7 separate regions of the Homo sapiens genome follow, and regions 1, 2, 3, 5, 6 and 7 are each linked to region 4. The links are chromatin loops, found by intact Hi-C in ENCODE. Cell type or tissue: heart left ventricle. All regions are shown on one strand. Region 1 overlaps PRKCE (protein kinase C epsilon). Region 2 overlaps PRKCE (protein kinase C epsilon). Region 3 has its middle 4.4 kb from the start of LINC01820. Region 4 has its middle 10 kb from the start of MCFD2-AS1. Region 5 overlaps LOC105374584 (a long non-coding RNA gene). Region 6 overlaps ATP6V1E2 (ATPase H+ transporting V1 subunit E2). Region 7 has its middle 16 kb from the start of CRIPT.

What was found. A loop is a pair of places that touch in the nucleus more often than their neighbours do. Peaks named below come from ENCODE experiments on the same cell type or tissue, not always from the same donor. Only the 100,000 strongest peaks of a DNase experiment are listed, where the experiment ranks them.
Region 1: it touches region 4 in a loop (3-fold over the local background); 18 of 110 quality-filtered maps call a loop at or near these places.
Region 2: it touches region 4 in a loop (4-fold over the local background); 34 of 110 quality-filtered maps call a loop at or near these places.
Region 3: it touches region 4 in a loop (2.3-fold over the local background); 2 of 110 quality-filtered maps call a loop at or near these places.
Region 5: it touches region 4 in a loop (4-fold over the local background); 102 of 110 quality-filtered maps call a loop at or near these places.
Region 6: a loop joins it to region 4, with 4 times the contacts of the local background. A loop is called at or near these places in 15 of 110 quality-filtered maps.
Region 7: a loop joins it to region 4, with 10 times the contacts of the local background. A loop is called at or near these places in 78 of 110 quality-filtered maps.

Annotation. Positions count from the first base shown.
Region 1 is chr2:46,008,892-46,012,891 of GRCh38, reverse strand. It overlaps PRKCE (protein kinase C epsilon), which reads right to left. Exons shown (of 15, transcript NM_005400.3): 10 at 2,375-2,548. Among named protein-coding and RNA genes, the nearest start is that of EPAS1, 290 kb to the left of the region's middle. In heart left ventricle, a CTCF peak has its summit at 1,855 (motif pointing left); no DNase peak of the experiment used is centred here.
Region 2 is chr2:46,002,840-46,006,839 of GRCh38, reverse strand. PRKCE (protein kinase C epsilon) reads right to left here. Exons shown (of 15, transcript NM_005400.3): 8 at 2,202-2,298. It also overlaps the pseudogene RPL26P15. Among named protein-coding and RNA genes, the nearest start is that of EPAS1, 290 kb to the left of the region's middle. In heart left ventricle, no CTCF peak of the experiment used is centred here; no DNase peak of the experiment used is centred here.
Region 3 is chr2:46,387,736-46,391,735 of GRCh38, reverse strand. No RefSeq gene overlaps it. Among named protein-coding and RNA genes, the nearest start is that of LINC01820, 4.4 kb to the left of the region's middle. In heart left ventricle, a CTCF peak has its summit at 2,116; DNase peaks (open chromatin) are centred at 2,201 and 2,693; H3K27ac peaks cover 1,861 bases.
Region 4 is chr2:46,887,324-46,891,323 of GRCh38, reverse strand. No RefSeq gene overlaps it. Among named protein-coding and RNA genes, the nearest start is that of MCFD2-AS1, 10 kb to the left of the region's middle. RefSeq lists a silencer at 836-1,020. In heart left ventricle, a CTCF peak has its summit at 2,103 (motif pointing right); no DNase peak of the experiment used is centred here; H3K27ac peaks cover 703 bases.
Region 5 is chr2:46,649,190-46,653,189 of GRCh38, reverse strand. It overlaps LOC105374584 (a long non-coding RNA gene), which reads right to left. Exons shown (of 2, transcript XR_940058.3): 2 at 1-4,000. Among named protein-coding and RNA genes, the nearest start is that of CRIPT, 34 kb to the right of the region's middle. In heart left ventricle, CTCF peaks have their summits at 2,261 and 2,463 (motif pointing right); no DNase peak of the experiment used is centred here.
Region 6 is chr2:46,532,641-46,536,640 of GRCh38, reverse strand. It overlaps ATP6V1E2 (ATPase H+ transporting V1 subunit E2), which reads left to right. Exons shown (of 5, transcript NM_001318063.2): 3 at 1-30; 4 at 714-828. Among named protein-coding and RNA genes, the nearest start is that of RHOQ, 7.8 kb to the left of the region's middle. In heart left ventricle, no CTCF peak of the experiment used is centred here; no DNase peak of the experiment used is centred here.
Region 7 is chr2:46,631,020-46,635,019 of GRCh38, reverse strand. No RefSeq gene overlaps it. Among named protein-coding and RNA genes, the nearest start is that of CRIPT, 16 kb to the right of the region's middle. In heart left ventricle, a CTCF peak has its summit at 2,490 (motif pointing left); no DNase peak of the experiment used is centred here.

The DNA.
Region 1 (4,000 bases), 880 kb after region 4:
TTGATCACTGTTCTGCCATAAAAGAAATCCCTGGTGTTATTCAACACCATTTTGTGCTCCAAAAGCTGCCATATGATGAGGAATCCTTAGCCTTGTTATTCTACAACGCACAAAGGAGAACACTGCTGACATTGAAGACATCCATTCCCACTCCCTCACTCATTCACCAAGCTGACCTTCAACGTGGCTTCCCATGATCCACCACGTACAGGGGCTCCATAGAGCCCTCACAACTAAACTGGACCCCTCCTAGGATGTTGGGCTTCTTGATAATGGTGTAAAGAAAACTTGCCAGAGTGGCTCCCTGCCTGGAAAGCCACCTCAGATAGTGAGAGGGAGGGCTACCTGCTGGGGACAGGGGGAAGTGGGAGGGTTCCTCCAACAGAAGGGACCCTGTGCTGGATCAGGCACAAGAAACTAGCAATGTGAATCAGAGCAAGGCCCCACTACCTTGGGAGTCCCTGAGACTAGATGAGATGCCAGGTCTGACTCTGCCAAGATGGAGTGCCTATGAGCAAAATAGTTTTACTTCTCTGAAACCCAATTTTCTCACTGGTACCAAAAGGAAAGAAAAGAAAAAAAAAAAGGAAAAGAAAAGAAAGGAAAAGAGAGAGAGATAAAGAAAGATAAGGTGACTTTGAAAAAATCTTCCAAGTCTTTGATTCTGTCCGTGGGTACCTGTCAAGTGTGAGGCCCTGTGATAGGCACCATGGAAAATACAAAATATGATACATTTCTCATGAATCTAAAATTATGCTCTAGTGGAAAAAAGAAGAAAGTTAACTCCATCACTGAGTCTCTATTATTCAGGATTCTGTACACACACAAACCCATAAATATTAGGCATTACACAACACACATGAAAAATGAGAAGAGTTAGTAATTCTTATACTTGTGCAGAAAAAGGGATAGATTCCTATTAAATAGTGGTCTCTGAGGAAAGTTTCGTAGACAAAGAAATATGTGTCCATCTTGAAAGATAAGCAGAATGATTTCCAGATTTTCAGACGATATTTCTTATTCTCCTGAGAGATCAGAAGGATAGGAAAAATTCCACTGGATCAGGGTTCCTCAGTATGGAATGGGCATTGTGTGTGTGTGGGTGCATGTGTATGTGTGTGTAAGAGAGAGATGGGGGACCCTGGGATCAAATAAGTTCGGAAAAGTAGATTAAACAAAGGTAATTTTGTTTTCATTGCAGGTCTCCTCAAGGATGCTAATAAACATACGTGTGTTGAGACTAAGAGAGGTTACGTTTGCAGTGACTCCAACTATGGGTCACAGAGTCCTTTCTTCTTACAGCTGCTCAAGTGATTGGGGTTCTGAGAAATCCTCTCTGGGAAACGGTGTACCAAAGATAATGTAAACTCCATGAGGTCAGGGACTAGTCTAGTTCACCACTGTATCTCCAGCACCTGGCATGGCATCAGATACACGGGAAGGATATAATGAAATATAATAAAAGAAAAGTTTGCCAAATGACTCAATGAATAACTATTGAATTTTAAGTGGAAAAACTGGCATTCAAAATGACATGGAGATGAGAATACACCCAGAAGCAAGGTATCACCTCTCCATGATGTCACCCTCAGGGTCTGGGTTCCACATAAGCCACAGCTAGGAGTTTCAGGTGATGTCTGTCTTTGCCTTCTCAAGAAGCAAAATACTACAAACATCCATAATGATCCTAAAAGACTTTAACTCCTCCCAACCCCTCAAAAAGGATAACAAAATTAGAGCTTCATGAAGAACATTGCTGTTTCTTTACTAAAAACAGGTAACAAATTAGTTAATAATACTCGAGTCAGACTCTACCATGGAGTTATGGATTATCTTTGTTTCTTTACTGCCACCTTCTGGTTCCCAGACACCTATGCGGTAAATTAAAAATGCTGCCTTATATTTGTGTTTCACTATGAAATTTTAAGCATTTGTTCACATCCTTTATTTCAGATGACATTACACAGATTAGAAGAGATTAAGGTGGCCTTTACTCTTTTTCATATGACATGAAAATAACTTAGAAGTTAAGTGATTTGATTAGTGATAGAAAGTTAGGAGCAGAGCAAGGACTAACCACACTTGTTGGTTTTTCCAATGAGCAAACAGTGAGTTTAGCCATTTGGCTTTGTCCAACTCTGGCTGCAAAGAATTCTACAGCTCTCTCATCCCTTCACAAGCACAACCTTGAATGGAAAATCCTGTGCCCTAAAAAAGAAGATGCTGTTCAAATACATCCTGATCTTTTCAAGGGTAAAACCCATCCCACTTTACAAAGTCTTTGAGAGAACAATGTAGAGGGTCTAAAATTGGTATTTTATCTGATAGTCAAGATGCCCCAACATGGCAGCCAGCCAGCTTCTTCCTAACATACCTTGGTCTGGAAGCAGCAGTAGAGTTGGGTAAGGTACGGGTGTTTCCGTGCCAGAGCCAAAATCCTCTTCTCTGTCATTGTGCAGTCCACGTCATCATCCTGAAGGATGACGTCCTTCTTTAAGACCTTCACAGCATATACTTCATCTTTGCCCTTGAGTTCTGCCAACATGACCTGCAATCAATCAATTGCCTCCATCAATCTATGCATGTATGGAATAAAAAGAAGAAGTGTAAGCTAATACCAAATACTTCAAAAACGAATTCTGTTTTTTCTTTAATTTTAAATATTATAACAAGCCTGGTGTGGTGGCATGCACCCAAGATACTTGGGAGGCTGAGGTAGAAGGATCATTTGAGCCCAGGAGTTACAGATCAGCATGGGCAACATAGCAAGACCCCCTCTCAAGATGTATACATAATGTTTAAGAAAACTTCCTATTCTACAATTACTACCGTTCTACAGTTACTACATTCTAATAGTTACTACAATTTATTTATTTTTGATCTCTGGCACAATGCCCAGGCATAGAAAAGAGAAGTTCAATGCACATCTGTTGAATGGTTATTCATATGTTTATATGTGTTTGTCATACTTACAATTACAGTACACCAACTATTTTTACAGTTACAGTACAGTAAAATAATGTAACTATTTTTAACTGAACATTATCTTACAGACATTCTCCATATGGTCTCCATTATTATCACGGTTGCTTATACTCAATTCAAGTAAATATAATTTATTTAACCATTTCCCTCAAATTAGGCACTTCAGTTATATCTAATCATTAAGTATTATATAAGTTGCATTGAGTATTTTTGTACACAATTAAAACAATTTCTCTTGGATTACATTTGTAAGATGGAAACCCTCATAAGTAGATTAAAGGGTGAAGCATTTTGCACATTTCCTATTTTCAGAAAGGATGTGTGATACAATGTGCCACTAGCAATGTAGAAGTGTTGGAGTTTCATGGTGACTTACCAATACTGAGTAGTTTCACTTAAAAAGTATTTTTGCTCACTTAATAGGTGTGAAATGTTACCTTGATGCTATTTTTACTTAAAATGAAACTTTAAAATTAACTGTTTTCTGACTGTATTTCTTTTCGTGTAAATTATTCACGTCTCCTTTGTCTAATTATGCTGCTATCATATTAATTTCTTACAAATTTATACACATGTGATATATAAAGATACTAACCCTTTACTTTCTGTAAAAGGTTTTCTAAGCCTGTTTTATAATTTTCTGTTATTTTATTCTATTGAAAAGAATCATGTATCTTTATGTAGTTGAATCTGTCCTTGTTTGCCTTTATGGTTTCTTTTATAACTCTGAAGCTGGAAACGTGATTCCTTTTCAAGAGAGCTAATTAACAGTTCTATGTTCTTAAAGTGTTCCTATCATTTGATATTTTTGCACTCATTTACCTACAAACGTCACAAGCCTTTCTCTTCTTAAATAAGTAACTCCTAAGTACAGTATTCCAATGTAAGTCATCAAAGCTAAAAAGCAGCCATCAGAAACTTAATGAGGGAATTCATGATGTTAACCTGAAGACTTTTTGTCGCCCGCGTATTTTACAGACTCTTTAAAACTGGCTCAAACTTTGGCTGTGATTTT
Region 2 (4,000 bases), 880 kb after region 4:
TGACATGTTGCAAACTTATCTCCAATGGGGCGGGAATTTCTCAGTACAATTTCTCAACTACGAGACAGTCTTGTGCCCCGCTCTAGAGCTTATGACCTGAATTACCTGGGGGAGATAATGCTGGATGATCCTCTGACCTTTTCTATTTGAAGAAGCTTTACTGTTAGCAACTCATTCATCAAGACACGCACTCTTCTGTGTGGAAATGGGCATCTTGAGCAAAATCCGATTTTAAATGATGCTTGTGAATAACTTGGATTATGGAAGGGGAACATAGCCTATTAACCCTTGGGAATGAGAATTAGGCATGAGTGACAGAAAGAGATCTTCAGCTTCTTTTCAGAAGGACAGAGTCCCATAAGGGCTTACTCAAGGAATCCGGAGATCTTTCCTAGATCTGGAGTTTGGCTCCTCTGAGACGTGTTGGGGAGGGTGAAGACGGGGAAAGCTGCTGAGTCTGCAGACACTCCCCTTGCCAGTTCAGCAGTTATCCACCTATCACTTAGCTTGACTAAATAACTTTTAATCTCACAATAGAGCTAAAAGCCTCAGTTATTAAATGAATTTTGGAAGGCAAAACATAGTTGTTTGGGGACAGCAAAGCTTGAAGAAAAGGTTTTTCTATGTGTCTTTACAAGGGAAGAAAAAGAAACTATGTCTTATTTCTGTTCTGTAATAATGTCGCTCAGAGGGACATCTGTGCTAACATCACTACTGGGAAATCCTGGCGTCTGTGTCAAGTGGGATGAACAGAGGCCCTGGGGCCGCTGTATCCTGCCACTGTATCCATCCAATGGCAGAGCTCAGAGCCAGAGAGCATGCAGGGCAGGAGCCAGGCCTACAAACCCTGGTCTCTGAACTCTTACCTGGGGTCTCTTTTCTATATGACCCTGTCTCCCTGAAGCTCCCAAAGGGGATCTCAGCCTCAGAAAGGAACACGTGAAAACCCCCAAACTGGTCTGGGAAAATAGCTACAAGTTCTGCAGCCCCAGAGTACATCAGGCTACTTATGAATGCTTCAAATCTCATTTGGAATGAGGTAGAGTATAAAGACACAGAAAGTTAATTGGAGTAGCACGAAGAGGGACTGAGACCAATTATTCTGTGGCCTCAGGGCTGGTGCATGACCCCCGAAGCTCTTTTATTTACTCCTGGGTAAGAAGGTCTGGGTCATGGTGGTGACCTCCAAGGAAGGTTTGATGGCAGGGTTTCTGAGAGTGTGTCCCTCAGCCAGCATGGGTACAGTCTTGCCCTTACCACTGACTTATCTCCAAACCTTGGGACAGAACTTTTCCACACTCTGACCTCCCACTTCCCACTCACTAACCTGGGGGACAGTAATGAAGCACCAACATAGAGTGGGTATGGGCATAAAATTAGGATAATGAATACAAAAAGGGATATAGAAAAACCAAGGCACCATTGTCAGGCTGTGATGGTTATTCCTCTTCTGCAGATGCATATGTCCCTTACCAGGCATATCTGATAATGGTCACGAGAGCAGGAGGTTTTGCAAGTGTAAGTCCCTCCTCAGCCTCATCATTCTCGGATGGCTGCAGAATTATTATTGTGCAAATTATGTCTGCAGAACTTATTGTCTGAAGCACAGTCGGACAGAAGGAGATATCTGGAGCTGTAGAGGGGAAACAGGCCTAGGACTGGCCTCCTTCCCACTTCTTTTCTCAGTCTCTCCTCTAGCTTCATCTTTCTATCCTCACCCACCCAAAGGCCAGGATAGAAGACATCCTCCCTCACCCAGCCCCAAACTCAAGCTGATCTCAGGTTTTGGGTATGATGATGGGGGAGGGAGTGTCAAACTCAACTCAAGGGAGTGGTGTTGACAGGTCTAGGGCCAGGCAAGAGCTTTAAGAGAGGGAGCTGTACCCTTCTCTCTGCAGTACACTTGGAACCAGGGACAGAGGCAAGGGAAAACAGATAACCATAACATCATACACTCGCTCTCCTCTTACCCTGGCCTGGAAGGAAATTAAGGCAGATATGGCCATGGAGTGCCCAGCCCTCAAGAAGGTCTTGGAGAATGAAAGAACTGTTAAATCAACAGGCAACGGGTGTGTGAAAACCCACCAGGGCTGCTAGCTATTTCAGCTAACAAGCTCACTCTTGGTTAAAGAGGCCTCAGAGCTCCTTGGTCCATCCAATGGCAGAACTCAGAGGTCAGGAAGCAAATCTGAGGGTCTCACCCTGGTCACAAGGGGAGGTGGGTGCTGACTTGGATCGATCTTCCTCAGATGGTGAGCTTCCAGAAGCAGGCTGCGGGGACTCGGCACCAGCAATGAGCTAGAGAGGAGAGAAAGCAGGGACAGAGGCATCAGAAGGGAGGGTTGAGAGTTTTCTGATGTCAAAAGCATCAAGATGCCGTATAAGAGCCATGAGAGTTCCCAGAGCAGCAGGAATTCAGTAGATCTCTGTCCTCTTGCAGCCATCGCCAAAGTAGCCAAAATGAAGTTCGATCCCTCTGTGACGTCTGACCAGAGCAAGAACCACAAAAGGAATTTCAGTGCACCTTCCCTACATTCACAGAAGGATGATGTCTTCCCCTCATTCCAAAGAGCTGAGACAGAGGTACAATGTTTGATCCAACCCCATCCAAAAGGATGAAGTAGTTCGGGTTGTGCGAGGACACCATAAAGGTTAGCAAGCTGGAAAAGTAGTCCAGGTTTACAGGAAGAAATACATCATCTACATTGGACGGGTACAGCAGGAAAAGGCTAATGTTCAACTATCCACGTGGGTATCTACCCCAGCAAGGTGGTTATCACCAGGCTAAAGCTGGACAAAGACTGCAAAGAGATCTTTGAACGGAAAGCCACATCTCACCAAGTAGGAAAAGAGAAGGGCAAATGCAAGGAAAAAACAATTGAGAGGATTCAGGAATAAATCTTACATATAACTTTCATTAAAAACTGCTAAAATAAAAAAAAAAGAGAGTGTTCCTAATACCCAGTGTTACTTGCTGAATTGATATTCTGAAAGCACAGACTCAAGGTTTCATTTGCCAATTTAAGGGAAGAAAACAAGAGACTTCAGTTTGTTCACTTTTAATTCTATCCAAATACAATTGACCTTTCTAAGCAAAGCTCACCCCATGTCTTCCATAACGTCCCCCTCCACCTATCCAAGCAATGCAAGTTATCTCATGCAAAGCAATGTGACACTTGTCTCTAACACCTGTTTGGCACTTATTTATATCTTATTCAGCTTTTTATAGTTAGTATCTTTATGTGTATATTGTGAGGTGTTCTCCACTTAAGTAGACTATAGGATACTTAAAGGTAAGACTCTGTCCGGCACTTTTATTGCCCCTAGTGACTTACACAAAGTAAGAAACATAATAGATGCTCAATAAATATTTTCAGATATATTGATATTTGTTGGTAAATTTTAATAGAACACCTCCAGTGAGGTTTGTTCCTTCGCATAGATGCTGGCATATCCACTTTGAGTCTCCATTAACATCAGTGGTTTAGACTCAAAGATCACAAACACTTCTGCTCCCTTTTAGTACTAACTCTTGGTCTACCTGCTGTGCACACACATCCTTTCTGGATGATGGACTAGTTGCAAGGGGCAACACGAGGGCTACCAAAACACCAGAAAGTCTGATATTCCTGCAAAGAAGCCTTTGAGCTTCAGACCAAGGGCACTCCTCTCCCAACCTCTCATAGTGACTTGAGTTACAACTTGGTTTTTCCCAATTTTGGCATCAGAAGCATCCCAGCAATAAAAATATCAGGACTACAGTCCCTCAGCCTTCCACCCTGCCCCTTCTTGAATTTCTCCATGTTGGCTTCTTACCTGTTGGTTCTTCCAAATCCAAGACAAGGCAGACAATGTCTCACAGCTGGCATGACAACCCATGTAAATATAGCGCAAAGACAGCAGGTACTGAGTTTTCTTTCAAATGTTTCATGACAAAGATTCTGTCTTAATTTACTTCTAGACAAGAATAAAAACCATGTCTCCTGAAAAGGGTTCTCTC
Region 3 (4,000 bases), 500 kb after region 4:
GTCTCCATTAGAGTAGAACAGTGTGGCTAGAAGAAAACACAATTGTGCCATGGGCCAGTTCATGACCATAAATCTCACCTGAGCTTCTGATACTGATCATCGATCAGTCTGACCTTCTAGTGACTATTTCATACTTGTATCTCTTCAAACCTCTGACAGCCTCATATATCACTGGGGAAATAGCGATCAGACTAGAGATTGCTTATTATCCTCCCACCACCAATTCCACCTGACGGACTAAGGCTTTACTCTCTTCTCTGCCTTCCCCCTTTTAAAACGATGAACTGTCCATGCTTCTGTCTGAAGCCAGCCCCTCGATGGTGCAGTGGATTCCATCCGTGCCCATCCCACCTTTTCAATCATTTTACTTCTGCAATTATCCCCCCCTTTCCTGTCTTCATCAACTTTCTGCCATCACCGTATATACGTTTCCTAATGTAGCTCATCTTCAAAAATGATGTCCCTCCTGGCTCCCCAAAACCAGTAACTTTACAGTGGAGAGACCTGACAAAACACCTCAGCCAGGTGATCAAGGCAACGAGTCATGACGGCGGAATGTACCCTTGCTGTGATGTGAGGAGGTGATAATGGCACTGTACCTCTTTGGTCTTCCTTTCCAAAACCCACAACCTCTGTCCAACCAGAAAAACACCAGACAAATCCAAATGGAAGGATGTTCTACAAAATACTTAACTAGCACTCCTCAGAATTGTCAAGGCCGTCAAAAGTGGGGAAAACCTAAGAGAAGCCTAAGGAGACGTGACAAGTAAATGTAATGTGGTATCCTGAATAGGACCTTAGAACAGAAAAAGAAAGATATTAAGTAACACTAAAAACTGGAATAAAGTACAGGCTTTAGATAATAAGGTACCAATACTGGTTCATTAATTGTGACTTATGTACCATAGTAATGTTAACAATAGAGGAGGCCAGGCACGGTGGCTCACGTCTATATTCCTACCGCTTTGGGAGGCCGAGGCAGGAGGATCACTTGAGCCCACGAGTTTGAGACCAGCCTGGGCAACATAGGGAAACCCCGTCTCTATTCTAAAAATAAAATAAAATAATAGAGGAAACTGAGTGCAGGGAACTCTTATAATGGTCTCACAGCCTTTCTGTAAACCTAAAACTATTCTAAGATAAAAGTCGATTAAATATGAAACCACACACACACACACATACACACACACACACATATACACTCCCACACACTCCCCTGACCCATGTCATCCTCTTGCTCCACTCCATTTCCCTGCTTTCCTGCACAGGGAACCTTCCCAAACGAGTTGTATATTGCTACGGTCTCTGTTTCCCCACTCCAGCCAGCTCATTCCTCAGTCTACTCCAATCTGCTGTCCTTAGCTCCCCACCAAACCTGCTCTTGTTAAGGTTGATGGTGAGCTCCATGTTGGCAAATCCGAGTCAATTTTTTTCCCCTTCCCTTACCTTTCAGTCTAGTGTGTGTGTAATGCAGTTCACTATGCCCTACTTCCCGCAGCACCCTTATCACTTGGCTTTTGAGATACTATACCCCTGGATTTCTTTCTGCTCCTTGGGTGCTCCTGCTCAGTCTGGCTTCTACCAGTGGCCTAGGTTCTGTCTCCCGACCTCTGTTCTTTGCACTTCTATCTCAGAGGCATATTTCATCCCAGCTCATGGAGTTAAGTACAATTTACCTACTGCACATACCCAAATTTGTATCTCCAGCTTTAAACCCTATGAGGTAGGGACTGCTGTCACCACCATTCTACAGAACAGCAGACTTAGGCTATCAGATGTTTAAGGGGCTTCCTTGAGGTTACACAGCAGGAAGCAGCAGGGCTGGGATTTGAACCTAGGTCCGTCTGACTCTAGGTCTGTGTTGTGAGTTGCCAGGCTGCCCGGCCGCCCCCTCCTTCCCAGCTCCCGTCCTGCCTGCCCCCCAGGGCCTCTTGCATGTATTGCTCATTCTGGCCTCAGGCCTTTGTCTCCCTGGTCCACTTCTCCTGGAATGACCTCTTTTCCCGCTGCCTGTCTAATCCTCTTCCATCCCAGCTCTGGTGGGAGATTCTTCACTCCTAAGACCCAGGCTGATCTCTGCTGGCCTCCTCTGGACATTTGCAGGAGTTGAAGTCCACCCTAAAACAACCAAGGGCTCATTTGCATCAATAGTTATCATGCTTTCTGAACCCGCGATGGGACCCTTGGCCCAAGTACAGCTGCACCCGCGGGGACGCGGAAGCACGTGATCTAATGCTTGGACTGGCTGGGAAAACTGGGCCATGGGCCTCCATCATCCCACACCATCTCAGACAGGGTCTCAGTCATCCAGGCGGGCTTTGTTTGGTTCCCCTACTAGCTGGGAAGCTTCTAGAAGGAAGGATCATGATTGCCGAAGAAGTATCATTTTTAAACACTGTGTATTAGGTGGGGCTGGGGAAGTACTTCAAAATCCTTTTCTCCTGGGTCCTGGGGGACCAAGAAAAGTTCAGTCTAGTAGTGAAAGAATTGATTTAGACTTCATTTGAGGTCACAGAGAGGCCAAGCAGTTCCCACAGGGGTCGCTGAGCTCAGAGGAATGTTTGGAAGAAATGGGGGTGACAGGATCATTTTTGGAAGAACTGAGAGTGCCGGAGGGAAGTGAGGAGCAGGAGGCTGGAAGGAAGATTTGGGAAGGGCCATGTGGGAGGCCCAGTGCTGGCTGAGACAGTGAGCGGTGACCTCTGGGGCAGAGAACACAGCCCTTTCACTTACGTGAGTTCAGCCCCAGTTCCCATGATGCTGGCCTGGGCTCTGGCCCCCACCCTGCCACTAACTCCCTGTGTGACTGTAGGCAAGTCGCTTTGTTTTCCTGGGCATCAGTTTCCTCATCTCTAAAATGAGGAGGTTGAAAAAAAGAAGTGATGGGGTTGGGCGACATTGTTTCTCAGCCCCTCTCAGCATCTGAGATAACATCCTGTGCTGTCTTACCCAGGGCCACTACCTCAGGGAAGGAAGAGCCGGGTTAACCTGACTGTTCTTCTGCAGGCCTCCTGGTAAAAGTTTCTTTTTCACAAAAAAGCAGTCTCTTTTGTGCGGGATCCAGGAGAGGAAGGATGTTAAGTGGTTGAATCTTGCATGTTGTAAAAGAAATGAATCTGCATTTCCGTGATCTCCAGAAAAAAAACAGTTCATTCACTCTCCACCCCCATCTGAACATGGGCATCAAAGCCCATGCTGCGGAATGGGATCAGTTTTGCCCTGCATGATCAGAAGGGGCAGGGTTGGCCCTTCTCTACTAGGTAGGGCCTTCTGAGGTTCCAGCCTTGGGTCAGAGTCCCTCTCCCAGAGAGATTCCTCATCCATAAGCCAGCCAACCAAGACAAGTGCTGAGATGTTGTCACAGCCCACCAGGGTTTGCTTGCCTAGAGGGGAATATATCTAGCATCAGGAGGACCCCCAATGGCTGAACGATTGCTGATTCTGCTCGGGCCCCTACCTTGGTCCTTGCACATCTGGTCACACAGGCATGTACCTACTCCTGAGTCACCTACATTTTGAAAATACAAAATCGGGAGCATTTAAGTCAGTCTTCACTGGATTGCTTGAGGCAAAACATGAAGCAGTGATGGCTTGTGTGGGTCTTGTGTCTTGTGCTTGGAGGCTGAGCTCCTCTGACCCATCAGGAACAATGGCTTCGTTGTGTTCCTGGCTTGCTCTGGCTTGCTCGCTGGACTTGGAAGCAAGAGGAGCTTTGAGCTGCCCAGCACCCCCAGGAGCAGGAGGGTATAATCATGGCCCAAGGACAGCACTGTGGACCCCATGGGACCCTGCAGTTGTTAGGGGGCTGGGATGGATAGCACCTTTCCAGGCCTGGATCCTGAATTAGCCAGTGCTTAGAGGCAACTCTGCTCCTGAAGGATGGGCTGAGATGTGTCAGTCACAGAAAAGCTTCAGAAAAGAACAGGTGATGTTTTCAGGAAGTCCAAGATGGCAGGCAAAGGTGGGTAGGAACCTGGCAGAGCCCAGAAACTCCAATCTG
Region 4 (4,000 bases):
CAGTATGATTCAAGGGGAGGCTGACCTTGCCCAGAGCATCAGGCAGTTTGCCATACAACCAAACGCCCCCCACAGAGGGCCAGTCCTTTGTGTTCATGAATGTTTTGAGTCAGGGGAAAAAATAAATAGGCCAGGTGTGGTGGCTCATGCTTGTAATTCCAGCACTTTGGGAGGCCAAGGCAGATGGATTGCTTGAGCTCAAGAGTTTGAGACCAGTCTGAGCAACATAGTGAGATCTTGTCTCTACAAAAAATAAAAAATTAGCCAGGCATGGTGGTATATGCCTGTGGTCCCAGCTATTTGGGAGGCTGAGGCAGAAGGATCACTTGAGCCTGGGAAGTTGAGGATGCCTTGAACTGTGATCACACCACTGCACTCCAGCCTGGAGGACAGAGCAAGACCTAGTCTGAATAACAAATAAAATAAAATAATAAATAAATAAATAAATGCTCTGAGTCTTGTTAAATGAAAATCCTCCTGAAATGAAAGTTTCTAGTCATTTATCCTTTAGTATGAAGTACCTTCTCAGATTCTTGCCAAAGAGACCACTTTCTAGGTTGGACATAGGAGAAGTCACAGAAACCTTTCTATTTTTACACTTTGATTAAAGGCCTGGCTCTGCTTCCTCAGAGAAGGCCTGTATTGAAATTGCCCTGGGGCTGTCTTTTTTTATTTTTTATTTTTTGAGACAGGGCCTTGCTCTGTCGCCCAGGCTGGAGTGCAGTGGCGCAGTCTCCGCTTACTACAAGCTTGCAACCTCCGCCTCCTAAGTTCAAGGCAGTTCTCCTGCCTCAGCCTCCAGGGTAGCTGGGATTACAGATGCCCACCAACACACCCAGCTAATTTTTTTTTCCCTTGAGACGGAGGCTTATCCTGTCGCCCAGGCTGAAGTGCAGTGGGGCAATCTCGGCTCAATGCAACCTCTGCCTCCCAGGTTCAAGTGATTCTCATGCCTCAGCCTCCTGAGTCGCTGGGATTACAGGCGCCTGCCACCATGCCCGGCTATTTTTTTTTTTTTTTTTTGTATTTTTAGTAGAGACGGAGTTTCCCATGTTTGGCCACGCTGGTCTTGAACTCCTAACCTCAGGTGATCCACCTGCCTCGGCCTGCCAAAGTGCCAGGATTATAGGCATGAGCCACCGCTCTCTTTATTAAAAGAGAGCTCCTGGGGCTCTCTTTTAATAAAGTGCAAAGTCCTGTGTCTTTTCTCATCTGGGAAGCCCTCTCTGCCTTGTCCAGCCATGGTCACCTGTCCCTTCTCTGAGACTCCAGAGCAGCGATCCTTTACCTTTTGTGTGTGTGGACCCCCTTACAGAACAATGTTTTCAAATGCATAAAATAAAAAACAAAGGATTTCGAAGAAATTAATCATATTGAAATGTAAGCATCAAAATATTTAAAAATGAGTGATTTAGTAACATATGTGCTTATTATTTTTCTTTTTATAAGCCTTTGTCAGAATATATGTGCTTCCTAATTAGCATAGTAAGATCTAGTAGCAGGTCTACCAATCTCTTGTCATTTCTTTTTTTCTTTTTTTTTTTTTTCGAGACAGAGTCTTACTCTGTCCCCCAGGCTGGAGTGCAGTGAGGGATCTCGGCTCATAGCAACCTGTGCCTCCTGGGTTCAAGCTATTCTCATGCCTCAGCTTCCCAAATAGCTGGGATTACAGTTGTGTGCCACCACACCTGGCTAATTTTTGTATTTTTAGTAGAGATGGGGTTTCACCATGTTGGCCACGCTGGTCTCAAACTCCTGGCCTCAAGTGATCCGCTTGTTTCAGCCTCCCAAAGTGCTGGGATTACAGGAGTGAGCCACTGTGTTGGGCTCAATCTCTGTAATTTCAAAATAGTGATGGCTCTGTCGCCCAGGCTGGAGTGCAGTGGCGCAATCTCGGCTCACTGCAAGCTCCGCCTTCCGGGTTCACACCATTCTCCTGCCTCAGCCTCCCGAGTAGCTGGGACTACAGGCGCCTGCCACCACGCCCGGCTAATTTTTTTGCATTTTTGGTAGAGACGGGGTTTCACTGTGCCGAAATTTTTATTGTCAATCCTGACAATCATTGAACCCCTTAGTTCTCTTAATACATTTGTCATTTACAGATGAACCTCTAGATGGCGGCAGTGTCCCACAGAATGTCCTTTTCCAGGCCTTAGTATCCCATCCAGGGTTTTTACGTGTCACTTCTCTTTCATTCCTGCAAATGCCAGGAATGACTCCTCTTCACCTCTCCCTGTATAAAATGGCCACCAGAAAAACTCCACAACACACACACACACACACACACACACACACACACACCCCAAAATCACTCGAAAATGAATAAGAATGTGAAAAGAATCAAAACGCTCAGACTTACCTGCTTTGGGGAAAGGAATTATTAGCCTTTCCCCAAACATAAGTGATGGTCAGACAAGGGAGAGGTGATGGTGGTGCTGTGGACCCTGTAAACCCTGAAGTGTCCAAAGCAGTTTGCACCTAGACCTCGGAGAGGGAATCCACGCCCTGTCAGCTCCCTTGCCACTGTGCTTTCTTGCACCAATACAAATACCTCCTGAAAAATTCCAAACTGGTAGCAGCTGAGCAGACGGGAAAAGGCATTTTCCCCACCCTTTCATGAGGATGGCTAACCAGCGGAGACGGCCACCCCAGGGGCGGCAGTGAGTGTGGGGATGAGCAGATGAGCGACGTGGGATTCAATGGCACACAATCTGAATTTGGACAACCGGGTAGATTGAAAGGGCCAGACCCCGAGGGAGAGAGAGGGAGGGCGCTGACTGCTTTGCTCCCTGGGGCTTCCATGGGAACATGAATCCTTAAGTTTTAATTTCAGCAAGTCCTCCAGAAGTTACCAAAGCTGAGAAAACTCTCCTGCTACCATTCCTCTTCAAAAAGTCTGAGAAAGCTAAAAGTCCAAAGGAGGTGAGAAAATAAGGTAACTTTGCTTTGTAAAATGTTATCCATCCTCTTGCAACACAAGCACCAAAGAGAAATCAAACAGGTTTATTTATTGTCAAGCCTTGAGAAACAGACTAAGATAGTAGTGCTGTACCATTCTATGTTGTGAACTTTTTTTTTTTTTGAGACAGGGTCTCACTCTGACACCCAAGCTGGAGTGCAGTGGTCTCAGATCACTGCAGCCTCGACCTCCTGGGCTCAGGTGATCCTTCCACCTCAGCCTCTCAAGTAGCTGGGACTACAGGCACATGCTTCCATGCCTGGCTAAATTTTGTATTTTTTCTAGAGACGGGGTTTCACTGTGTTGCCCAGAACTCCTAGGCTCAAGCGATCCACCTGTCTTGGCTTCCCAAAGTGCCAAAATTACAGGCAGGAGCCACTGCACCCGGCCTGGTGAAAACATTTCAATATCCTCAAGGATCTCTCCATATTGTGAATGGTATCAGGAGCTTCAGACTTGGGATTCAAGTCCCAGGCAGGGTTCTTACCAGTTACATGGCCTCTCCAAGCCCCAGTTACCTTTTCTGTAAAGTGGAGAAAGTCTGGCACCTACTTCATTGGGTTGTTATGGAAATTAAATAGAAAGTGCTTGGTGCAAAACCTGGGGCATTTATTGATGACTAATTAATAAGTTGTCTATTTTGATATGTTGCTAGGCATGTATTCATTCAACCAAGCCTGCTGGATCTCTGAGGACATAAATTAAGATGAGTAAGACCCAACCTCAGGCTTCAAAGAATAGAATATTTACTGTGCTATTGTAAAACTGGGAGATAAAGGAGTGTATATACACCCACTGATAACATATTTCATGATTCTTAGATGTACTTTTTCATAGTTTAACATCTTTGACAACAGTTTTTATTTCTTGATGGTAAAAAAAAAGTAATGATGTGACTTACAATCAGTAGAATCTTAGATTTGGTGAAAAGCAGCATAAGCATAAAGAGAGTTTAATGACAGAGACAGAGCGATCAGCTTACCACCATGATTCAGCCCATAGGAACCCAATCAGAATTCCAGTACAGGGGACAGCTACAGA
Region 5 (4,000 bases), 240 kb after region 4:
TTTGGCCATTTTCTTAAATTACCAGCTATATTTTTGGTAATTATAGCCCATGTATCTTATCACGCCAATTACCTAGTGAGTGACTTTGGGTTTAAGTATGAGTGCTTAAAATGTTTCTGATCCTTTGCTAAGTGCTGTGTATAGACTATCCCATCTAATCTGCATAACAAATCTATGAGGAGATGTCATAACTTATTACCCTCATTCTTTTGAGAGGAACTAGGGACTAGAAATGTCAACAAACTTGCCCAGAGTTCTGGCTCGCTCTGTGAGTTGAGCAAGTTATAGCCACTGTGCGCCCCAGTCTCTTCATCTGTAAAATGGGGTGAATAACAGTGCCTACTTCATAAGACTGCCAGGAGAACTAGATGAACTAATGCATAAAGTGCTCAGGACAGCGCCGGGCCCATTGGTGTTTGTACCTGGTTTGCATTTCCATTTCTCCCTTGGCTGCTGTCTTCCTCAAATCATTGGCATCCATTATTGGGCAAATTCCATTCCCCACCTTGTCTGGATGCTCCACCCTGCCTTGGGCCAGTGACTGGGGCCAGTGACTGGTCTGTGTGGAGGGTTTGGATGATGGCTGCAGCAGCTTTGGTGCCTGGCATTTCAACCCTGGTTTCTTGGGTCTTGCGGTGGTGGCTGGGGTATGGCAGATAAATAAATGAACATCTAAGAGGCAGAGCTGGATGTAATCCAGGGGGTTTGATTTCAGAGCACAAGTTCCTACCTACTATCTGTGACTTCTTTCCTTGTTGACTGTGTCTTGTTCTGTTTCTTCTGAAAGCTTTGGCAGGGACTTTGATTTTCATTTTACAGATGGAAAACTGAGCTATCATAGACATGATCCAGCCAGGGCCACACACCTGTTTCTCTTCCTGAGAATTCCATGGTGATACTTCCTATATTCATATGGACCAGGCACCATTCTGAGCACTTTACACATATTAACTAACAGATCTCACATGCAGTTTTAGGCACAAAGTGCTGCTATTTATCCAATTTTGCAGATAAGGAAGCTGAAGCACAGAGTGGCCTGATTCTGTGATCATTCTTGTCCTCTGCCTGAGCCCTCCCTCAGAACTGGGGCCAACTAATTCTGCATGCAAGGCCTACAGCAGGTGCTCTAGGTTGGTAATCTAGGGACTGAGTACCAAGGTACTCGTTGTACCACGCTTTGCCCACCTTTTCTGCATTGGTCTGTGGCCAAGGCCTCAAATTGACCCCAGATTTCAATAAGTGTTTCGGCCTAACTTCCATGGGTACATCAGATCCTCCCAGTCTGGCTCACTGCCAGGTGACCAATCGCCATAGTTTGCCATGAGAATGTCCCAGTTTTGAAGCTGAAAGTCCTGTGTTGCAGAAAACCTCTAAGTCCTGCAGCTATTTTCTGACCCAGCAATGTTCTGCTCCTTAGTGGTTATTAATCCTTGCAACTTCCTATAGATTTCCAGAGGATAACCTCTCTTCTCCAAATGATCCCCCAAATCATTTCAATTTAGCAGCAGCTGCAACACATTTTAAACCACAAGAGTATAAGCAACATTATTAGGGATACTCTCTTTCCTGATGAAAGGGATCTCTTGGGTTTACTTTCCTAAAATCACACCAGAAGAACATAACTAGCCAAGTCAGCAGTTTCCTCTCTGCCCTTCACACATGACCCACTGGGCTGTTATTTAATTTTCCCGCCCTCCCTCTGCATTTTCGTTCTCCCCAAGCACTTCTAATGGTTTCCTTTCTGTCAAGGCAAGCAGCATAATGCAGAATAAAGAGATCTGGGCTTGGCATCTGGGAGACAGCTTCAGTAGAGGAAAGAGCATGGGCGCTGTGAGCAGAAAGATCTGGTGTGAATCTTGACTCTGACATGCCGTTTTATGTCCTTGTATAAGTTACTTAACCTCATTGCACATCGCCTGTAAAAGGATAACATGAGAAAGTCCGCAGTGGCGTACGTAAAGTGACTTGCACAGAGTGGGATGTGATAGACATTAGATGATTGATGAAACAGGCCTCAGTTCAAGATGGGAGCTCCTGACAGACTGGCAGGTTCCTGATCCTGATGGGGTAAATGTGTCCAGGGAGGTGCCGCTGGGCAGCTGTTACCTGCCTGATGTGGTCTCCTGACTGGATTCTATGCTTCTTACCTTTAATGTCACTTCCCTAGGGAAGCCTTATTATAAACTCACAGGCTACTGTACTCTTTCATAGTGCTTTTCATAAGTTGAATTCAAATTTTATTTCAGTAATTATTTTATTTCTATCTTCCCACCTGACCACAAACTCCCTAAAGGCAGGGACCATGATCTATCTTGTTCACTGTTGTAGCTTCAGCTGCCAAATCAGTGTCTGGCACACAGTAGGCATTCAATAAATGCTTGTTGAATAAAATGAATAAATTAAGTGGCCATTCAAAGGTACTGGAAGAGAGAATTCCGTAAGGAAGCGTAGGCAGTAACACACCACTAGATGGCGCTAATGCCATGCATGTAAACTATCCCACCAGCTTTCTCAAACCAGAGTGATGGGTGGCTAACAGTCAATTTCCAATTTGACTTGGAAGTGATTCCGCCGAGAGTGTAACATCTTGTACTGAGCACCATGCTAGGCAATTTAACAGTTATTACAATTCTTACAACAATCACAGAAAAAAGTAGCCCATTGTACAGATGATGAAATAAATTCCCAGTAATTTTAAGTAAATTTTCTAAAGAGACACAACTTGTAGGTGATGCAGTAAGGCTCTGAACCCAGATCTGTTGGCCCCCAAGCTGTGTTCTTTCCAGAATATCTCAGTGCTTCCACTTTAGTGGTCTAATGCAACCAATAAACAAGCTTCCTGGTGCGATAGGGCCCCCTGCCCACCCCCACAGTTGGTTATTTTATTACGTACCCAGTTAGAACTCTCCACACAGTCATTGATTTCTTAAAAGTCAACTTATAAGAAAGGGATAATAAAAGGCAGAATAGATTCAATGTCTCTTAAACCAGACTTTTACATCTTGAGCTCCATTGATGAGCGAAGTGTAGCATTCTGAGGAAGGAGGAAATAATCTTTAACGTATCAATCAATCATCGATAGGTCTTCATTCAGCACCTCTGTTGCACACACAGGGCTGAGCAAACACAGATGGGCTTACAATCTGGTTGGGGACAGAAGACATGCACATATGGGACATACCAATATACAACAGTACCTAAGTACCTTGTGGACGATATATACAATATGAGCACTAGGAATCCGGAGGCCAGAAAGATTCCTGTGACTGGGGTGGTCAGGGCTGACCCTCACAGAAAACACATTCAAGGAGACAGCAAGTTAACTAGTCCCTTTCTACTCAAGGTATAGACCAAGGACAAGCGGCATTGACACCACCCGACAGCTTGTTAGCAATGCAGAATCTTGGGTCTCTTCCCTGACCTCCTGAACCAGAATCTGCATTTTAACAAGATATCCAGGTGATCTGCAATGTTTAAAGACTGTTGAGGATCCAGTGTTTGTATTCATATCTCTTTAAAGTGAACGAACACTCTAATTTCACTGTTTAGTTTTAATTTGGCATTTTGTTTTGCTTTTAGAAGAATGTACTAAATACTCTTAAGCTTCTGCCATTCTTCACTCCAAGAATCTATGGAAAATCCTAATAGCTAAATCTTCTGTGGCCTGGTGATTTCTTAACTGGAAGAAAAGCTGTTATCCGAAGCACCTTTTCATGTATTTATGCAACAGGAATTATTGTTCAAGAAACTAGACTTTAAAAAACCAAAGATATATTTTTTTGAGTGACTAAAGGAAGTTTACGTTATGCTCACTACAATTCGGGTACAGTCTAATTCTTTGCAGATTGCTAATCTATGTATGCTAGACTATGGAACCACAATACTAGATCACGTTTCCTCAGGTCATTCCCCACCTCCCCACACTGTCCCCCCATACATCATTTTGAATCAGTGGAAGTTGTTGTCATGTGGAATTTGTAATAATTCTGATAGAGAAAAT
Region 6 (4,000 bases), 350 kb after region 4:
CTCTGTGAACCATCTTCTTAGAAGTCACTGGTAAGGAGATAAAATGATGGGCATTCTTTAACACTGGTGCTGCCCTGCTGTTATGTTATGCTTCTTCCCACCACAATGCCCAGAATCCTCACACTGCAGCCTCTTCACTCCCCAGGGTGCCTGTTGGCCTTCCCTGCAGCATCCTGCCACATGCCCTACCTACCCCTATCCCTATTTTTCTCCCTGCCACTAAAACCTCCCATTGGCACCCTCTTCTCTTTGCACTCCAGTGTAGGTACACTGCAATGAGTTAAACACCACAGCAATTTCTTAAAGGTCACTGGTTCCTAATGATCACGCTGATAAATAAATCCAGTAGGATTGGTTTGCCTGGTTTTCATTCCCAGTTAGAATGTACATAGATCTCTTTTTCTAGTTGATTACATACCAGAAACTCAGAAGAATGGCCCAGCCTCTGAGAACTTCGGCTCAAGCGCTCTTAATGTTTTGCCATTTTCATTTCTAACTGTTTTCTGCTGCAACCTAAGGTCAGGAGACTAGTCATTGTGACTGATGGCATCACCACCCATTGCTGAACTATAGGAAAGGACATTTCCTTAGAGGTTGCTGGTATGGAATACTCATATGATTTAGGAGTGGTCTCCTCTCATAGGCTCCAAAGGAGGCTAGATCACAGATCCCTCCTCCAAAAATGAAATTAATGATTTTATTTTATGTTTCAGAACCAAGAGTGCCAGAAAACCATCCCAAGACTCACACAGAGTTGTTCTTCCATAGTGGATGTTTTGGCCACTGGACATCAGAACCACATTTTGGGTTTGAAGAATCTTCTACATGGTGAGCCTTGGTGGGAAGAAAAGAATATCCCTTCCTTATAGAAGCTGAAATTACAGACTCTTGCTTTCCTTGTCAGACTTAAAAGCTAGTGTAGCCAGAGTTAAATACAGGGCACATTGTCTCTGGAGGCTGCAGCTTTAGTGGTGGGTACACAGTTCAGTTCCTGACCCAGGAAGTGGCACATCAGGGCAGGCAGTGGTGTTGGTTGTGGTATAATTGAGTTCCTGGTTCAGAAGTGACAACTGTACACATGAGTTGTCTAGGGTTTGGTGAAAGCAATGGTATTGAAAGTGGTTTTCTCATCAAATTAGTTCCTGAGTCATGTGTCGGACACTGTTTCTATCTTGAGCAGCTTCTCTAGCCTTTCTAAATCCTGTGACCTGCCTGTGATCCTTTTAAGATTTCTTTCTGTTTAATCAGCCACAAACAGCTTCTGTTGCTTGCAACCCAGGCTCCTGAGAAGAGACTGGAGAAGCAGATCACTTTATTAATGTGCTTCATGTAGAGGGAGTAGAGATTTCCACCTCTACCATACCCAAATAACTGGTATTGGCTGTACCTTTCTAATGTGAGCAACTTTAAAATTGAACAGAATATATGAAACCTCTCTTTTCAGACATTGAACAGCATGTAGCACAGCACCGTGATTCCTGAAAGTAGGGAACAAATGGGGCAAACCCTATCACTCTAACTTTCTGCTGAAAAATGCTGTCTAAATTGCAGCACAATGAGGGGGAACCCAAGCAGAGCATAGTGGTCTTGCTGAGTTGAGGAGATAGTTGAGCAGACTTTTCAAGGCAGAGTATCAGAAAGGAGAGAATATAACAGCAAAACAGGCTCCTGGAATCCCTGTGAATCTGTTGCTGAATACTAAGCTGCACATGCATAAGGTGAAACTTCACAGTGCGATGCAAAGAACTACTGCGGAGCTGTGAGCTGATTGGTTCCCAGGGCTCACTGGGCAATGTTTGAGTTTCAACTCGCCAATGTGAAGAAACCTTGCTGACTGTCCAGGGAATTCAGTAGAAATCCCAAAAGGGTAAGGCATTAGGAGAAGGGCTAACTAAGCCGAAAAGTGAGGTAACTCTAGACTTCCTCCAACAAGGTTTAGAAAGCAGCCTCAAAAAGAGGAAGTTCATCCGCTACTACCGTAACTGCCAGCCAAAACAAATTTTACCATTTTTAAAACAACAAAATACAGACATTTAACAACATTAAATTCAGAATGTTAAAAATACTAGATATGCAAATAAGTAGGCAAATAGAACCCAAAATCAGGAGAAAAATCATTTAATAGAAACAAACCCCAAAATGACAGAGATAATAACGTTAGCAGACAAGGACTTAAAAAATTAAAATAAAACAAGGATTTAAAGGAAAACATGAACATAGTGAAGAAAAAACTGGAAGATATAGAAAATAACCAAATGGAACTTCTGGAGCTAAAAAATACAACACCTGTAATGAATAATTCAGTGGCTGAACTTAACAGTAGGTTAGACATTGTGGAATGAAATATCTGTGACACTGAAGACATAGCAATAGAAACTGTCCCAATTAAAGCAGAGAGAAAGGAAACAAAAGAAACACAGAAACACAGAGCCTCAGTCACCTTAAGATGATATTAAAAACTGGAGTCCTCGAAAAGGATTAACGGTGATGATTTGAAGGCCAAAAACAAGTCCCAAATTTCATGAAAATTGTAAACGTATAGCGCCAAGAAGCTCAACAAATCCAAAGTAGGAGAAAAACAAAGCAAACCATATCAAGCGAGGCACTTTGTAATTAAATCACTGAAAACCAGTAATAAGTAGAAAAAAATTAAAAGCAGAAAGAGAAAAAAAGACACATTTTATACAGGGAACAAAGACAGATATAATTGCAGACTTCTCTTCAGAAATAATGCAAACTAGAACTTAATGAAATCGCGTCTTTAAAGTGATAAAAGAAAAAGAAAGCACTGTCAATCTAGAATTCTATATCCACCAGAAATATTCTGTAAAATTGAAGGTAAAATAAATGTTTGTCAGACAACAAAAGGCTTAAAGTTTTTTTTAAACCAGAAGATCTTCAATACAAGAAATACAAAATAAAGTTCCCGAGGCAGAAAAAACATGGTACCACATGAAACCACTGACCTACACAAAGAAATGAAGAGCACCAGAAATGGTAAATATATGGGTAAATATGAGACATTTCTTTCTCTGTTACAAAATTCCTTTAAAACATAATTGACCTTGGCCGGGTATGGTGGCTCACACCTGTAATCCCAGAACTTTTGGAGGCTGAGGCAGGTATATTGCTTGAGCTGGAGAGTTTAAGACCAGCCTAGGCAACATGGCAAAACCCCATCTCTACAAAAAATACAAAAATATAGTTGGGTGTGGTGGCACACTCCTATAGTCCCAGCTACTCAGGTGGCTGAGGTGGAAAGATCACTTGAGCCCAGGAGTTCAAGGCTGCATGAGCTGAGATCATGCCACTGCACTCCAGTCTGAGTGATAGAGCCAGACCATGTCTCAAAAAAACAAAACAAAACAAAAAAACCCCAAACCATTCTATCTATCTATCTATCTATCTATCTATCTATCTATCTATCTATCTATCTACACATACATGCACACACTATATATGATATAACATTATATATAATGTTAGATATATAATATGTTAGGTATATAATATAACATTAGATATATAATATAATGTTAGATATATAATGTTAGATATATATATATAATTAAAAAAATAAAAAACACAATTGACCATCTAAGGCAAAACTAATAGCAGTATATTACATGGTTTATAACATGTAGAAATAGAACCTATAACAATAATAACAAAAGGGATAGAAAAACAGAAATAGAACTATATTCTTATAAAATCCTTACATTGCGCATTAAATGATATAGTGTTATCTGAAGGTTGTCTTAGTCTCTTCCTGCTGTCATAGCAATCTACCATAGACTGGGTCATTCATAAATAATAAAAGTTCATTTCTCTTAGTTCTAGAGGCTGGGAAGTCTAAGATCAAGGAATCAGCAGATTTGGCATCTGGTGAGGGCTCACGCTCTGCTTCCAAGATGGCATTTTGTTGCTGCATGCTCCAGAGGGAAAGGAACAAACACTATGACCTCACATGGTAGAAGGGAAAAGGGGGTTAAAACAAACA
Region 7 (4,000 bases), 260 kb after region 4:
CAAATATTAATCTCATCAAAAATGACGTTGAATGAATATTACTGAAGGAAGTTGGTTTTTCAAGTGAATGAAGAGGAAGCAAAAACAAAGTTGAAAACCACAAAAAAGTTAAATTACTTTTGAAACATGGAACCTCATTCATATTTGTTCTCTAAAGGTTTTGTCTTTTACATCTAAGTCCTGGGTTTGATTTTTGTGTGTGTGTGCACATATGGTTAAGAGATAGGAATCCAGTTTGAATTTACTGATGAATTTCCCCAGTGATCTACAATACTACCTGTCATATATCACTTTTACATATATGTAGTTATCTACTCCTGGTCTGTTTTTGTGTTGAATATCGTCTCAATATTTCAGCTTTAAAATATGCTTTGACATGTGGTAGAGCAGGTGTGTTACGAAAAATTTTAGGCCGGGCATGGTGGCTCATGCCTGTAATCCCAACACTTTGGGAGGCCGAGAAGGGTGGATCACAAGGTCAGGAGTTCAAGACCAGCCTGGCCAATATGGTGAAACCCCGTCTCTACTAAAAATACAAAGATTAGCTGGGCATGGTGGCAGGCGCCTGTAGTCCCAGCTACTTGGGAGGCTGAGGCAGGAGAATAGCTTGAACCCGCGAGGCAGAGGTTGCAGTGAGCCGAGATCGCACCACTGCACTCCAGCCTGTGTGACAGAGCGAGATTCCATCTCAAAACAGAAAAAGAAAAATTTTAAATATATATAAACGTAGAGAGAATAAGTTCTTCTGGAACTTTGGGTATATATCAGACCTTTTCCTTCTATTGTTCATGTCTCAATTTCTATTTCATATTTTTTTTCTAATGTCTTTGCTCATGAGTGATAATTACCTGTCATTTTGTTTTTTTTTTTTGAGACGAAATTTCACTCTTCCGCCAAGGCTGGAGTTAAGTGGTGCAATCTCGGCTCACTGCAACCTCCGCTACCGAGTTCAAGCAATTCTCCTGCCTCAGCCTCCCAAGTAGCTGGGATTACAGGCGCGTGCCACCACATCTGGCTAAATTTTATATTTTTAGTAGAGATGGAGTTTTGCCTTGTTGGCCAGGCTGGTCTCGAACTCCTGATCTCAGGTGATCCACCTGCCTTGGCCTCCCAAAATGCTGGGATTACAGGCATGAGCCACTGCGCCCGGCCTGTCATTTTCCTTTCTTTATAATACTTGCTTGGTTTTGGTAATTAGCCTTTTAAGTATTCTCATTTTTTCATTGTTTGAAAAAGTTGTGCAAGTTTGGAATTAGCTGTTATTAGAATTTTGGTATAACTTGCCTATAAAATCACGTCATTCTGGTGTTTCAATTATTGTTTTTTTAAGGAAACTATCCATTTCTTCTATTTTTTCAAATATAGATGCAACAAAGATCACAAAGAGACTGTTATGAGCTATCTTAACTCAATATATCTATTTTTTGAGACAGAGTCTGACTCTGTTGCCCAGGCTGCAGTGCAGTGGTGTGATCATGGCTCACTGCAACCTCCACCTCCTGGGCACAAGTGATCCTCCCACCTCAGCCGCCCAAGTAGCTGGAACTACAGGTGTGTGCCACCATAGGCAAGAGCCACTGCGCTTGGCTTTTTTTTTTTTTGAGGCAGGGTCTTACTCTGTTGCCCAGGCTGGAGTGCTGTAGTGTGACCATGGCTCACTGCAGCCTCAACATCTTGAGCTCAAGCAATCCTCTCATCTTAGCCTCCTGAGTAGCTGGGACTACAGGTGCACACCACTACATCTGGCTAATTAAAAAATTTTTTTTTGCAGAGACAGGGTCTCATGTTGCCCAGGCTGGTCTTGAACTCCTGGGATGAAACAATCCTCCTGCTTAGGCTTCCTAAAGTGCTAGGATTACTGGCATGAAACACCATGCCTGGCCTGTTTGTCATATTTTCTATCATTGGATCTTTGTGCCTAAGTTTTTGGAGAGGTTTCCAATTTTTTTCTTTCCCACTGTTCCTGGGGCTAAGGCCACGATACAAAAGTATTCCCACTGTCTTTCTCATCATATGCGAGGGGATATTCTAGTAAACACACTGAAACTGCTGCTTTTCAGGGCTCCATGCTTTGGGCACATATCTCTGATCTAACCTCCTCAACTTGCTCAAGTCCTGGGCTCTGTCTTCCACGCATACGATACCCTTTAAAGCATAGGCTTTAGACCCTGAGGGAATGGCGGATATTCCTAGGGCAAGCATTAGTACTTTTTTTGAATTTGTACTTGCCCTTTTTTCTAGCCTCAGAAGATAATCATTACCTCTTGATAGTTTAATCATACTCATGTTTTAAAATTATATATATATTTCCATATGTATATGCACAAGTGTGTTTATATACCTATTTTTTCAGGCTTTTTACTGTTGTTTAGCAAGTTTCTCTGGCAGTTGTTAGAAACTTGTCTATCTATCTGATCTTTAAATTGCTGTAATTGTAAATCTCTTAGCATGGCAAATTAAAAACTAAGAAAAGAGCATCATTGCCATCTGGTGGAGAGACCTACTATTACCAATCTAAATGAGACCCAATGATTCAGGCAAGGCCTTCTCATTCCTCCCACATTTAGTAACTGAGTCCTGTCAAATCTTTAATTATTAGGTCTTTCAAATCTGTCCCTTGACTTCCATTCTCCCAGTGCCTTAGTCTAGTTTCTTTTTTTTTTCTTTCTTTTTTTTTGCTAAAATCATTGCTTTTGAATTGGTCTCCTTCTTCTTCTTCTTCTTTTTTTTTTCTAAAGAGAAGGGGTCTCACTTTGTCACCCAGGCTGGAGTGGAATGGCATGATCACAGCTTACTGCCACCTTGAATTCCTAGGCTCAAGGGAACTCCTCCCATCTCAACCTTCAGAATAGCTGGGACAACAGGCGCATGCCACTGTACCCAGCTAATTTTTAAATTTTCTGTAGAGATGGGGTCTCACCATCTTGCCCAGACTGGTCTTCAACTCTTGGGCTCAAATGATCCTCTCGCCTCAGCCTCCCAAAGTGCTGGGATTACAGGTGTAAGCCACTACAGTTGGCTTTTCTCCCTTTAGTTACTATTCTTTCAAAATATTTTCCTTGTTCCTGTTGTCAATCTTATTTTTACACTTCCACATTAATTTGATGTTTTTGTTTTGTTTTCTTTGAGACAAAGTCTCACTCTATTGCCCAGGCTGGAGTGCAGTGGTGCTATCTGGGCTCATTGCAACCTCCACCTCCCGGGTTCAAGCGATTCTCCTGCCTCAGTCTCCTGATAGGTGAGATTACAGGTGTGCGCCACCACACCCAGCTAATTTTGTATTTTTAGTAGAGATGGGGTTTCACCATGTTAGCCAGGCTGGTCTTGAACTCCTGACCCCAGGTGATCCACCCACCTCAGCCTCCCAAAATGCTGGGATTACAGGCATGAGCCACTGCACCCGGCCTTAATTTGATGGGTTCTGTATCAAGTTCTTGCTTATGAGCAAAAACTGTGGAACCAATAACAGCAGTCTGGCTAGAGATGAGAACAATGTAGAAGTCCAATAAATGCTGTCTGAATTGAAAAAGTGGCACCATTTGCTCATTTGCCTAATTTATCTAGGAAGCAGTACACGCGCAGAAATTCCCAAGCTGTTTTCTATAATAACATATTAATGAACGACATTCACATGTGTAATACTCCTGTGGGCTTACCCAGAGTTTTTTTTTTTAAACTTAAAATTATTTTTAATTACAAAAGGCATACATACCTAACACTTTAAACATTCACAGTTTTGTGAATGAACAAATACACTGATAATGCTGAGTGCCAGGGTTTTGACTGTGGAAGAAGATAAAAGTAAGGAATAGGAAAAGGCAAGGAAGAACCCTGTAGCGGTTGGACTGGAACTGGAGATATCAGGAAAACTTGTGATTTCTAATACATGTTTCCTAGCTCTTTCTGTCAAAGGGGCCTAAAAGCAATGACAACCCAGGAGGCTCAGATCATGGTTTCTAAAAACCATTCTCCACTAAAAGAAACTAAGGCTCTTTGGAGA